2 separate regions of the Homo sapiens genome follow, and region 1 is linked to region 2. Evidence: chromatin contacts called from ENCODE Hi-C data. All regions are on one chromosome and are shown on one strand. Each heading gives the region's core, a stretch centred on a gene start or an enhancer-like site at or near the end of the contact. The rest is flanking DNA. Distances are from core to core; before and after follow the strand shown.

Evidence for each region. A loop is a pair of places that touch in the nucleus more often than their neighbours do. Pooled maps may share reads with other maps.
Region 1: a loop to region 2 is called in a pooled map, with 4 times the contacts of the local background. The contact joins the promoter of LANCL1 here to the promoter of MAP2 in region 2. A Hi-C loop is called at or near these places in 8 of 50 pooled maps.

Annotation. Positions count from the first base shown.
Region 1 is chr2:210,471,345-210,478,467 of GRCh38, forward strand. It overlaps LANCL1 (LanC like glutathione S-transferase 1), which reads right to left and starts at 5,415. Exons shown (of 10, transcript NM_006055.3): 1 at 5,276-5,415; 2 at 4,972-5,068; 3 at 615-732. The coding sequence starts at 5,052. It also overlaps a transcript of CPS1 not described here.
Region 2 is chr2:209,422,670-209,429,921 of GRCh38, forward strand. It overlaps MAP2 (microtubule associated protein 2), which reads left to right and starts at 1,378. Exons shown (of 16, transcript NM_001375505.1): 1 at 1,378-1,607. RefSeq lists a silencer at 1,059-1,448.

The DNA of each region.
Region 1 (7,123 bases), core at 4,165-6,664, 1.1 Mb after region 2:
TCTTCTTTGATTTTTCTCTTTCTCACCTTTTTTTGACATCAATGCACTGTTTCTTCCTAAACCTCCTCCAGCCTCTCAATGATTGAGATTGGCAATGCAGCAATTGCAAACCAAACAGCAATGACCATATGGGAGGATTAGTTCATGGAAGTAATACTTTACCCTGTATGGATTCCTGTATGGATTCCTGTTACGGGTTAACTTTTTAAAACATGCTTCTGGACATATTTTATTCCTGAGATCAATCCTCATTACCTCCGCTTCAGGCATTGTATTTTGGAACTCTTCCCAATTCTTCCCACTGAAATTACATCTGCAAATTAACTATGTAATATTGAAAATCAATTTTTCTCCTCACAAGTATAGCAGCCATCCAAATGTCAGGCATGAATTACATGAATATGCTTACCATGCCCTAAATTCAGGGCACTATTAAAAACCCAGAAGATACCATGGTTGGTTGGGTTGAGGGCACAGCACTCTCCCAGAAGCAATTACTCATATGCAGATGCAGGAAGCATTTAAGGGTGTACCATTCAGACAGACAGCTCTCGGAAAAATGCTCTGGCTCTTAAGCACAATGCTTATGCCAGCTCACAGTCAGCACTTCATACCTGCCCAGCCAGTGTAACCGGTGCCATCCCGAGGGTCTGCTGATTTCAGGCCTCTCTCCATTTGCTGAAGAAGCTCCCGAATCTTATTGGTCAAGCGTTGTGAGAACTCAGGAGTCAGCTAGATATTAAAGGAAAACAAGTATCAAAATAATGTGGGTCACCCAGCTTGCTGGACTATAAGCTATCAAAGACAGAAAGGTATTTCTTTTCCACTTAGGACATATTTTTCCACCTGGAAGACTAAACAATTTATTTTCTATTCTTAAACAACAACATCACATTAACAAAATTTATAAAATACCGTTGTAACTTATACATGTTTTAAATAAAATTTTTAGTTAAATACTAAAACAGACTGCCAATGATAAACTGGCTCACAGTAATTTTCCACCTAATAGTAATCGTCTATTATTTAAACCAATATTATAATAAAGTCTTTTTATTAAATTAAGCACAAATCAGATGTTTGGTGCTTTCAAACTACTGGATTTTTAGTATTCAAGCTGCAGCAAGGTAAATTCCCTAAAGAAACATCTAATTGCTCTTATTTAAAAAAAAGGATTTAAAAAAAATGAAGTAGCCAAAGAAAAGCAAAACAAATTCATGTATATCAAGAGCCTTAAGCAGAATAGAAAGAATATCAAACTTAGCATCATAAACCCACGTCCAGCACAGTGTCTGGCAGAGAATACGGGCTTCACAAATGTTTCTCAATGAATGAGCCTGTCTACATCCTTACCCGCTATTAGCTGATCTTGCTCAACTCATAACTTCTTTATGTTTCAAATACCTCCATAAAGTCAGGATAATAATAACTGCCACGCCAATTTCAAAAGGTACTTTGGGGATTAAATGAGATAGTGTATCACAAGTCTTTCTCATTCAGGGATGTAAATGTTGACATTTTTACTAATTCTTTAGCAGATCAAGGGTCTAAGGCAAGTAATAGTTTAGATATGGATTGAAAATACACTAAGGCTGGGGCTGTGGGGTTAGTACCACCCATATGAAGGTCCACAGATGCTGTGCAAACAGTGAGGCTCACACAATCATTACGTTATTCTTCTTAAAGGCAAATGAAAAATAATTTTAAACTTCTGCACACACTGAATCAGTGTCTTAAAAAGTCACTGAAGGCCGGGCACAGTGGCTAATGCCTGTAATCCTAGCATTTTGGGAGGCCGAGGTGGGCGGATAACCTGAGGTTAGGAGTTCGAGACCAGTCTGACCAACATGGAGAAACCCCATCTCTACTAAAAATACAAAATTAGTCGGGCATGGTGGTGAACGCCTGTAATCCCAGCTATTCGGAAGCCTGAGGCAGGAGAATTCCTTGAACCTGGGAGATGGAGGTTGTGGTGAGCCGAGATCGTGCCACTGCACTCCAGCCTGGGCAACAAGAGCGAAACTCCATCTCAAACAACAACAACAACAACAACAAAAACCCAAAAAACTCACTTTATTGTCTCCCTCAATAATTTTAAGAACTTGCTGTGATTCTAAGACTTGAATTTCACATAGTAATTAAAATTTCAGAACAATGTGGGGGAAAGTTACAAGGGTATAAACATTTTATTTTACCATGTAAGGATTGTAGAAATAAACCTAACCACTCACATCAGAATCTCATTTTTAAAAATGAGATAAAATCTTAACACTGAAAACAGCAAGAAGGCAGTATCAGAATTAACAACAACAACAATAGTTTAAGGATACGTTAAGATTCACTTCGGAGGAGCATCCTTGATAAGGCAAATCAGACTTTCAACCACATCTGGATTATTTAATCTAAAGCACCACTATGATCCCTTATTTCACTCTTTAGAAGAAACGACGTTGTTTGACAGACACACTCCCATTATTTAACAATTTCTGCAAAGAGGTTAAGATTTCAACTAGACTTGAAAATACATTTAGTAGGATAAAATATACTTCAATGTTAATACAAAAGGCCTATAAATCTCAGCTAGATAGAAGAGTGCATCTATATTGAGAACACGTCATCTACTGTATATAGATCATATATAATTTATCATCTTGCCTGGCCTTCAAGAGATCAAGAATAATGAGAATCTCTCAGCCTTATGAAGGGAAGTTACTTTCTGTTTGGCACATTCTGCATTTAATAAAGGTGACCTCTGTGAGAATATTGATTGCTTGTGGTACACCACCAAATCATTCAAACTCTAGCTATAATCTGAAGTCTCTAAAAGTCCTTTTTTCTTTTCTATTTTTTTCTGACAGATGCCAGAAAACAGACCAGTTCCTTACTGAAATCTTGTGTTAAGAAATTAAGGAGGACAGATCTCCAGGGTTTGATCCTCCGTGTTCAACATTACACAATTTTAGAACTGGTATGCTACTTCCTTTCTAGGACCTGTCCAAAAACTACGTTAGGCAATAAACTACATTATTACTCTTGGGTCAGGGTTTAAATTTGTGAATTTTTCCCCTTAGAAACAAAGGGTTAAATTTGGCCCGACATGGTGGCTCACACCTGTAATCCCGGCACTTTGGGAGGCTGAGATGGGTGGATCACTTGAGGTCAGGAGTTCGACACCAGCCTGGCCAACATGGTGAAACCCTGCCTCTACTAAAAATACAAAAAAAAAAAAAAATTAGCCAGGTGCGGTGGTGTGCACCTGTAATCCCAGCTACTCAGGAGGCTGGGGCATGAGAGTCACTTGGGCCTGGGAGGCAGAAGTTGCAGTGAGCCAAGACTGTGCCTCTGCACTCCAGCCTGGGCTCAGGGTGAGACTCCGTCTAAAAAAATAAAAATAAAAATAAATAAATAAATAAATAAAGGGTTAAATTCATAAAAAGCATTTACTTTATAGGCAGTCTAAATAGGTACATTTTATTGAAGGTTTCTGTCACTAGGACAATCCTCAACTGTTCTCTTTGCCAAGTCAGTATGAAGCAGCAAGTCCTCCTCCCGCAAGACAAGACACATACTTCAGCTTGAGAATCTGCACAGCTAAGCAGAATGCAGGCCCAAATGGCCAAAGGGAATCCATCTGACCTGAAGATAATTATAAAAAGCTTTGTTTGGGCAGCTTAATACTAGTCTTAAAATAATCAGATTGACTCAAACTCCATATACATTTTGGTAGCCTTCTACCCTACACCTCTTCTTCATCTCTTTGATTCCTCCTACCTGCATTACTGACCCAAGTTAATCTATAATGTGACAAGTGTTTTAAGGAAAAAAACAACCATCAGACCCACAGATTAATTTGACAGGGATGAAATCTGTAAGGCCTTTATATCACATAAAATGTCTTTTGTATGGCTGACAAGTTTCAAAGAAATAAACTGGTAAAATTTTTAAAGCGTGTGCCTTGTTTCCAACTTAACTCATTTTCAAAACTAAATTTTATTTTTTTATTTTTTAGAGACAGGGTCTCTGTCACCCAGGCTAGAGTGCAGTGGTGCAATCATAGCTCACTACAGCCTCGAATCTCCTAGGCTCCAGCAATTCTCCCGCCTCAGCCTCCCAAGTAGCTGGGACTACAAGCTTTCCACCACACCTGGCTAATTTTTAAAAAAATTTTAGTAGAGATAAGGTCCTGCTGTGTTGCACAGGCTGGTCTCAAACTCGTGGCCTTAAGCAATCCTCCTGCCTTGATTTCCCAAAGTGTCGGGATTAATGGTGTGAGCCACTGCACCCAGCCAAAAGTAGGTATTCTTAAAAATATCTGTATTCCCTCTTAACAATTATGTTCACCCAATGAGGCATGAGAAAACACAGGCCCCTAGTATTTTACATCCAGGTTCTCTTTTGCACAGTGATTTGTGACATGCTAACCAGTTTAATTTACAAGTTTCTTTTTTTTTGTTTTCCAGCTGTGGATATGCCCTGTGGAGTGACACCGGTACAAAGAACTTCAGGTTTCCTAGGTCCCCAAATTCTCTAAGCACTAACAGTTTAAAGACGTCCTTACCATACACCACCGTTTGCTCTCATCATTACCCTGAACGCACTTGTGTATAATCACAAAGGAGTAACACGGCACATGTGAATACCGTTAGGATTCTTCACCTCTTTTTAAGAAGCAAACCAAAATACATTAAAAAATGCCAATTACATAGTAAACTACATATTTGCCAATTTTTAAAATTTATACTATCAATAATTGAGTTTATTTCAATTAATAATGTTAACAATGACACATTTAACATTATGTTAGAGCTCAATTTGTATATATTAACATGTATTTTTAAATAATTTACGTATTTATCGTCGAATCATGTATTTTTTTAAAGGGGGATGCTCAACTCTCTCAGGCAAAAATGAGCACCTTTCCGAACACCGTGGGGAGAGGCAGGGATGCAGGCAGACATATCCTAAACTCACCCTCCCGGCAGCATCAAAGTAGCCTTCGGCCAGGGATTTGTTATAATCAGCATAAGGATTCGGGAAGGCCCTTTGAGCCATGACGCCGGAAGCAAGCCTGCAGAACAGGGGAAAAACAGAAACTAGGTTGAGATAGGGGCCTCGGCCGAGTTGCGAGGGCGGCGGCGGCGCCCAGGTATCCCCCTTCCTCCAGCTCCAGGGCCATCGAGCCGTCTCGGCGGTCCGAGTGGACCTCGGGCCCACTGCGGCCCAACTGCTAGGACATGGCGCCTTCGCGAAAAAGCTGCCAGGGCCCTTAACCCACCCGGACAAAGAGGCCCCGTTTTGCAACCCCGTTCCCACGCCCGCGACTTGAAGCAAGTGCGCCTCCCGCGTCCTGAAGCCCTTCTCGGCCCTGGCCTCTCACCCCGCAGCCCCGGACAGTAACAGAAGGGCTATTTTACCGCCCAGTTCCTGCCAGGAGGGCCAATCAGAGCCTTCGCCGTTCCCGAGACCCGCCCCCTTCTCTCTTACAGTTTGTTAAAGACACAGGCGTGTAATTTCTAAAGGATAACGCAGGGTATTTTAATTACTGGGTAGCAGAAGTGAGGACCTAGAATCACGCGGAGATGTGACCAATATTTCCTACCCTTCTTTAATTTTTCTTATTTTTAAAAAGTCAAATTTAAGTCCAGAGTCATAAGAAGTATATATTTTTTTAACCTGGAGAAGAAACAGACTGCTTTTAGATCTGAACATGCTGGTATTTCTGCTGTTCGCAATAGATAAAATTTGGCGGGGGGTGGGGGGATAATGTCTCTCCAGGGACTTGCCAATCTTTTCTTTTCATTTCTTAAAACAAACAAACAAAAAAGCACCACCATCATTAACAACAACAACAACAAAAATATGCCCAAAGGACAGGATATCAAATAGCAGTTGATAATACTTTGGGGAAAGCACATGAAAACACAAATTACAGCTCTTAGGAAATTTATTCTGTTCCTTAGCCTAAATTGGACTATAATACTGGATAACAAAGCTCTAAAAAATACTGAAAACCAACACAGCAGGAGATCCACAACATTCAATTTCAATGTTTTAACAGTCCCTGCTATCTGAAACATTTTTCTTTCATTTAAAATTAAATCCCACCTGGTACATATTAGGCCCATTCTATTGCTCAGAGAATTTTGGAGTTCAGTTAAAAAGTCAGCCTCACTCTCTCCTTTTCCTTCTCTCCGGTTTCAATGAAGAGTCCTAGCTCCAGACCTCCAACTGGAGAAGCTCAGTCTCCACCCCAACTCCCTCCCTCCTTGGCCTAAGTTTGTCCTTCTGAGGCTGCCATCCCAAACTCTACTCCTAATCCCTCCCCACACCCAGGTTTGCTCTTTTAAAATAGTTGCTTTCTTAGGAAATGTAGTTGCTTTCTTAACCTCATCAAATTCATGAAGATTTAGCCGAGGCCCATGGTGAGTCTTAAGCTGGATATCTCTCATGTTTTAAAAGATGGGTGTTTGAAGGAGCAACTCACAAGAGAGAAAAGGAAAACGAGAGACATTTTATCAATTATTTTTTCTTTAATGATTAAAGGCTATCCATTTATCCCACTCACAGTCTTTAAGCAATTAAATATTACTGTTGTTAAGCAAGGCAGGATGGTAATTGTATATTTTCATAGTATGCCTCTATCTTATTTTACTAATCCTTTCCCCTAATGATGGACATTGTTTCTAACTTCCATACTACAAATAATATTCTTGGAACATGTGCTTTTATGAATCTGTGTGAGTATCCCTGAGACATACACCCAGCAGTCAATTGCTGGATCATATGAGATTCTGTACTTAATTTCCCCAATGTTGTTAGATTGCTTTCCAAAACTGCTGGACTAGTTTATATTCCCTCTAACAGTATCTATTGTTCACTCCAAGAGTATTCACTCCAACATATCAATTGTTTCTGTCATTTCCATCTCCTCTCCAACACTTGGTATTATCTAGTGTTCTAATGTTTGCCATTCTAATGAATAATGTAGAATCTCACTGATGTTTAATCTTTTAGTTTTTCTGTGGCTAATGGTGTTGAACTTTCCTTCATATACCTGTTAGACAATTGGGCTTTACCTGTTCCTTTATTTATTTTTCTATTAGTGATTGCATTGTTTTCCTGT
Region 2 (7,252 bases), core at 128-2,627:
GGCTTTCACAGCTTCCTCTGTGATGGTTTCTAATCCTTGCAGGCTCCCACCATTGGGTCTCTTTCCATCTGAAAATGGAGGAAATTAGACCAGCTGCCTAAAACATCAACTCTAATGTTCTAGGTTCTAAGATTCTGTGGTTAATTTAAGTGACAGAACCACATTATGGCTGCTGTTTCATCAGCACTGTGAAGACTGTACAAGCCACACCTCAGTATGTTGGCTGACCTTAAAAACACCTTGTCAGTACTTGATATAGACACTCGAAGTAATTCTAAGTTGCATCTTACTTTTCTTACTTACAATAAAATGCTGCTCTCTGATTATGAAGATTCATACTCCTTAGTACGAATGGTAAAGAATCATTTGTTTTCTCAGGTGGTCATTTCACTTTCAAAAGCATTTAAGAGGCAATTTTTTTAAGGGTGATATTTCAAGGTCAACACTTTCCGTGCTTTCTAATTCATTGTATTTGTATCATTCTTCAAAGATCCTTCATATTCATTATCTTTTTAAGCATAAGAGAATTGGGCTGTCATTTTTAGTTCTCATATGACACATGAATACACTGAGAGTTAGATTAAGTGAACTGTCTCTAGAGCATACGTCTGGCTATCTAGAATGTAATAACTATAAAGGGAGGGGATCTTTCTTATTAGGGTTGTGGGAAAGGTCTGTCACTGATGTTTCTAATGCTTAGAAGAGTGCCTGACACATAGTAGGTGTCAATAAACATTCGTTGACTCAATAAATGAATGAATCTAATTCGTGACAGAGCTGGGTCTAGAATTCTCTACTCCCTCAGCCATTGCTCCTTTAGTGCTGACAAGAGTTGTTCTATGTTCTCAAGCGCCCCACATTCCTTTGTCTTTTCTGGATGCACCTGTGGTTGGGTTTGTGAGGCGAGGCCAGTGAGCTTTCCTGGTGAGGTGCCACTGGCAACCCCGCCTCATAGCGACACAGGGGAGGGAAGCAGGGGGTCTGCGGAGGTTGCTCCCGAGAGACTAAAGCTGTTGCCCCCGATTTTCCAAGGACGCCAGTGAGGAAGGCCCGCCTGTCCCGCCGCCCGGGCACTGGCCTCACTTTGTCGCGGGAGGGGACCAGGGCTCTGGAGAAGGCCCGGGCCAGCGGCTGGGCGGGGCTCTCCGAGGCTCCCACCTCGCGGTCCCCGCCTGGCGGCCGGCGGCTGCGGCAGAAGGCGAAGCGGTCGTGCTCCCCCTCCCGGACACTGCGGCGGTGGCAGCGCCAGCCCCGCCGCGGCCGCCCACGGGCTCGCGGAGTCTGGCGGGACCTGCGCGGGGCGGGACCTGCGCGGGGCGGGGAGGAGGGGCCGAGGCGGAGCTGCTGCGCTGGGAGCCGGCTGGGGGCGCCGCTCTCAGTCTGGGGCGGGCGCTCGGGCTGCGCGGGCTCTGGGCAGCAGCAGCAGCAGCAGCAGCATCCTCTCTTCCTTTACTTCCCTTCCGCTTCTTTCTCTTCCTTCTCCTTCTTTTTCCCCCCCCTCCCCTTCTTCCCCTAACCCTTCTACCCCTCTCCTTTTTCTCCGGAGGGCGCTAAGTCCGTGAGCGGTGGCAGTCGCGACCGCGGGTGCATCCAGTTTCTGCGCCCAGGTAAGAGACCGTCCCCACCTCTGGCTCTATGTAGGGCGCCTCTCCTTTTGCCTCGGTCTCTGAGTAGAAAGAGATAGGAATGGGGAGGGGTTGTGTCTCGTCCTCTGGGACTCGCAGCAGGCAGTCTGGTAGTTGGTCGAGTGGCCAGCCGTGCACCTGGCGGAAGATTCGGGCCTGTCCTCTCCAGGTGTCACTGCGGAGCAGGGGGCCGGACGCTACTGGTACCTGAGCCCTGGCTTCGTAGAAGAGCGAGTGAGCTTGTTAGGTACCACTTTGAAACAACTGAAAACTTACGCCAGGTTAGAATACGTGTATCGAAAGCCAGTATTACCTGCGCTGTGGAAAGAAGGGGAGTGGATTCTACAAAGATAGTGGAAAATAGGAAATCGAGGTAGGGGATTTTTTTGTTCATCCAGCTGCAGAGAACTGCACACTGGGAAGTGAGTGAGTGAGGGAAGCCTTGTCCATTTCAAATCATGTTTCTCTGTAATTCCTTCAGAAACAGCTGGGAGAGGAGGACTGATATTTATAATTGTAGGAAAATGAAAAATAAATGCCTGGTGGTGTTGGAGGGCGGGGCACGAAGAAATGAGTCTGGTTAGGCTTCCACACAGTCGTTTTTCTTTTTAAACGTTGGGGGTGGACCTCTGAATCTACAGTGCATCTATTCTTTTCTTCCTTTTCTTTTTAAAAGGCTTTTTTGGTGGGGAGAGGAGGACTGCAGTGCTGGCTGCCTGCCTTCCCCCACCTCGTCTTTTGTTTAAGGATGGAAATTTCAAGAAAGAGTGTGTGGGGGGCTAGGAGTGGGGAGCTGTATATTTGGGTGTGTATAGGGGGAGGGGTATGGATGGAGTCAGAAAAAAAATCCTTGAAAACTGGAAATTAATGTTATTCTGCCTGGCATCCGGACTTCAGGATTTTTGTCAGAAAATAAAAAGCTTTCATTAGCAACAAGCCCGTTTGTGACAATTGCTGTGTGCCATCTGTCGTAAGCTCTTAGCACAATGCTTCCAGGACATAGACGCTTTAAAATTGAGTCCGGTGTAAAGGGTTTTTGTTTAAATGCCTAAACACACAAGTATGCACACAAATGTATAATACACTATATACATGTTACAAAAGGAAATAGGTACTTAAGAGACTGATTTTTTAAAATTGTATTTGAGGGTTTGGAAATTATGTTGTGAATAAAATCTGTAGTGCAAAACAAAAAAATATTGTTGGGTGGTATATAATTTTGGGTGTGAGGCAAAGGGATTGATGACTGTTGGTAAGGAACTAATTTAAATGTTAAAGGTATAATTTATTTTAAAATGATCAGTCTAGAAAAGGAAATGATTGCAAACTGAAATTGAGGTTTGCAGCCACAGTGAGGCGATGGAGAACAAAGCCTTCTATGTGAGCCACATTATGCAAAATGTCCCATGCATGAGCTGCAGGTACCAGCCCAGTTCAAAAGCATAGTTCTTTCACTATGTCATTTCACTGTGGACAATTATGATTTTTTTTGGCAGTCAAATAGATTGAATAAATAGAAGCCCTTTAGAATGCTTTTAATTTTATGCCCAGGGAAAAGATTACAGCCTTCCATCAGAATATAACACAAAGCAGCCCTTTAACCGGGCAATAGGTGTATTTTGGTAGAAATCCTTGTGAATTTGCAAATCATGGATGTTCCAAAAGCCCCAGCCCCATGCACACAAAGAACCCTTCCTTCAAGAAAAAAGGCATTTTTCTCATTCAGTAAGGATTATTATATTTGTGTGTGTATGTTTATGTTGATTTCCTGGTAATTTCATCTGATTATCATAGGTGTACATCTGCATTCATGATTTGTATATTATCAGAGCCATTGTGGCTTTAGGATCAGTGGTACATGCTGTTTATCTGTGGTTTATTTAATTTTAATTTTTCATATTTTACAGTTTGCTACAATATTATTTAATGTCCAAAGTTTTCTTTTTTAAAACCATAAGTAGAAAATTGCTTAACACACATCTGAAGATCTAAGTAATTTAAAAATAGAGCTACCTTTTATAAAATAATATTTTAGTTATATTAATTTTTATTTTATTTATCTCCTCTCTTATTTTTTTCCCTTTTCTAATCAAATAACCTGTTTCTTTATGGCTGCTTTAGTCTTCTATACTGCCATAGGAGGGCCAGTGTTTTCAAGAATTTTGAATTTAGGATTGTTCATTCTCTGCAGCACCTCTCAGGATGACTTGTTTACAGCACCTTCTCAGGGAGGAGACAGGGAAAGAATGTGCTGAAAGAGCATGACCCAGTGAAACTGGCACAGCCATTACCTCATCCTAGTAGGTACTTCAGATTCATTGAGAGAGCAGGCATCCTCTCAGTGGAAACCAAACACCAGGAGCACACCCATCTCAGGGCAAAAGCCTTTCTCTTCCCATAGCAGCCTTTACTAATGTCATTCCACTGAGGTTAAAGGGATATTTTCTCTTTTATGTATTCCTTTTCAGGGATCTTGAACTTGGTTAGAAATATGTAGCCAGAAATGAAACTTGGCACAGAATCCTCTAAGCCTGAAGGAATAATTTCATTCCTTTACCCCTTTTGGTTTAAACCAGTTCGCAAATTTTCTAAACATCAGAAGGGAAAAGGAAGAAAAATGTTGGTGTATTTTTGTGTATTTTCTTATCACACACACATATTTTGTATTGAATTTTACTAGCAGTTAGACAACAGACTGGACATGCTATTAACAAATGTAGTTGCACTGTTGGCATTTTAAAAAATCATTATTACATTTGCTTATAGGACAATAGGTGCATCCTTCAGTGATTCATTGATGTCCTTTTGAGACTGACCATATGAAACTGACATGGGGATTTTAGTATTCAAGTTGGTAACTCTGATTATTGAATCCTTTCAATACTTAATTTCCTCTTAACAGATTAAGATAAAGAATCTGAAATAATAGTTACAGTAGAAGATAGCACCACCCCCAGATCAATACTATCCTCCTTAATGCTAAAAGTAGTCACTTTAGGTAAGTCATTAGTAAATGCATGAACCTGAAGATAACAGTTTTGAAACAATCTCAAATTTTTTTGTCTCTGTTATAGATTAGTTAAAGATGCTAATAAACTCTTTGAGTCATATCTGATTCTCTCAGATATATCAAGTGTTTTTGCTACTTTAATTATCTCTTTACTATTGCCATTACCTTTATCTACTCAATCTAGACCTTTTCATGTAAGGACTGTATTTTGATCATTTCACCATATTTTCCCTCCCTTCACATCATTCTTTTTAATTCGACATTTGGATGTTAGACTTACTGTTCTCTAGCTATTTTGGTTTCAGTAATGTTACTCTCTTGATACAAATTTGGCCTTTATTTTTCATTAAGGAGAGCACTTATTACCATTTATGTATTTATTTATTCATTATGAGAAACAACTTTTGATATTCTCAGTTTTCAATTGCAGAAAATGATTCTAGGCACCAAAAGCAGTTAAAAGTCTGCAAATTAATATGTAGTACACAAAAGGCCAAAGTCAAGGGAGACAGTCTGTATGAAGGTTTGGGTGGGTGGGTAGGTGGGTGGGCGTAGAGGAAGATGTGGAATGAAAGCAAATTCTCAGCTATTAAAAGCTGTCCATGTAGGGTAGAGATGAGCCTTTTTGTCTAAGAGGGTGAAGAAGGAATAAATGTTTTGTTTTTCTGTTTCAACATATTTTGTCCCCATCCCTCCCCTGTCATGTCTTTGAACTAAGGCCATGGTGCTTCCTTATAAAAATTATACAGTATGTTTATTGGAAGGAGTTTTACAGTGAATTAGGTGAATTCAGAATTTTAAAATGATGTGAACACAATTAGATGAATTTTTATGAAAAACACTTTGAATCTAATCTTTGATCTTTCCTGTTCAAGACATAAGCTTTCCTTTGAATGGTAGTACTTTAACTGTAATACATTTTACTTAAACATTTCAGTAAAATTCTATGGAAAGTTAGACAAAATAAAGAGCTCAGGATCCTCTTTCAGTCTACTGTTAAGTTTATATTGTGGAAGTTGGGGAAAGTTTTAGACAGTTTGTTTTCCGTTAAAACACACACTAGAGGGGGCAAATTTCTTTTTTTTTTTTTTTGCTTTTTGTTATGTTAATGAGCAAATAATTTACTTTTAAGATCACATACCTTGACTTTTTTCTTTCCTTTTTTGTCTTCTTTCCATTCTCCTCTTTCCCTTTTCTTTTCTTCTTTACTTAGATTGCTCCTTTCTTTCAGTTTGTATTGGCAAAATAAACATTGGTCTTTAGAAAATGAAATTATAGCCTGATATTCTTATTGAAATTTATTTTTCATTATATTTATATTTCTCATTTAACATGAAGTTTTATGCTAACCTCTCCTCCTTCTCAAGGCTCCATCCCTATCTTGGTCCTTTCTTTGAACTTGGCTTTTATATCCCCTAGGCTTCAACAGTTTTTTCCTTGTATACCAATCTTTCATAACGCTTTGTACCTCAAAAAGGCCTTTAAAAACCAGAAGAAAAGTTACTACCCTATTTCTCCCGATTAGTTTGTATCCAAGTTTATTCAGGTTCCCTTAGGTTATAGGTAATTGCTCGCCTCAATGTGTCCTCATTAGCCTTCTTTGAATTACTTTATTTTATTTTATTTATTTATTTATTTATTTATTTATTTATTTATTTATTTATTTTGAGACGGAGTCTCGCTCTTTCGCCCAGGCCGGAGTACAGTGGCGCCATCTCGGCTCACTGCAAGCTCCGCCCCCCGGGTTCACGCCATTCTCCTGCCTCAGCCTCCCGAGTAGCTGGGACTACAGGCGCCCGCCACCGCTCCCGGCTAATTTTTTGTATTTTTAGTAGAGACAGGGTTTCACCTTGTTAGCCAGGATGATCTCGATCTCCTGACCTCGTGATCCGCCCGCCTCAGCCTCCCAAAGTGCTGGGATTACAGTCATGAGCCACCGTGCCCGGCAATTACTTTAAAGACATTTTCAGACAAAAGTAATACATGTATACAACGAATTTTTTTAAATAAAAAATTTGGCTAGCCAACTGACTTTTTATTATTTTGTTCATCAGACACTATAAAACATGGTTCAACTAGTTTTTTTTTTTTAACAACTAGTAAAGTTACTATGTGTCAGGCAGTCCATTGTCTTTATGTTAGTTAACTAGTTCCACTAATGTGTACCTATTAAGTGAAGTATGAACTACTCTATGAGCAATCAGTAAATGTTGAACTAAATTAATTTAATTTTAAGTAAAATATTCCTAATTACATTTCTCTGTATAGCATCATCATTAGCCATCTTAATCTACCTCAAAAATGACCATAAAATACAGTGCTTGAATATCATGAGATATTTCATCGCTTAACTGTCTAGGTCCTTTACAGTTAAAGCAAACTCACAAGTAAATATACAAACTGACTCTATTTGAGACAAAACCATCATTTCAATATGAACCCTTTACATTTATTTAAGTAGTAATGGATTTTAGGTGGCTACTACCTTTGCATTACAACAATTTAAAAGTACAACATTGTGTTGTTAATGCATGGTGCTGAAATTACATAATGAATTGGCATGAGAAAGTGTTCATCAATTTTAAAATGAATAATATGGTATCATTTTGATTGGTAT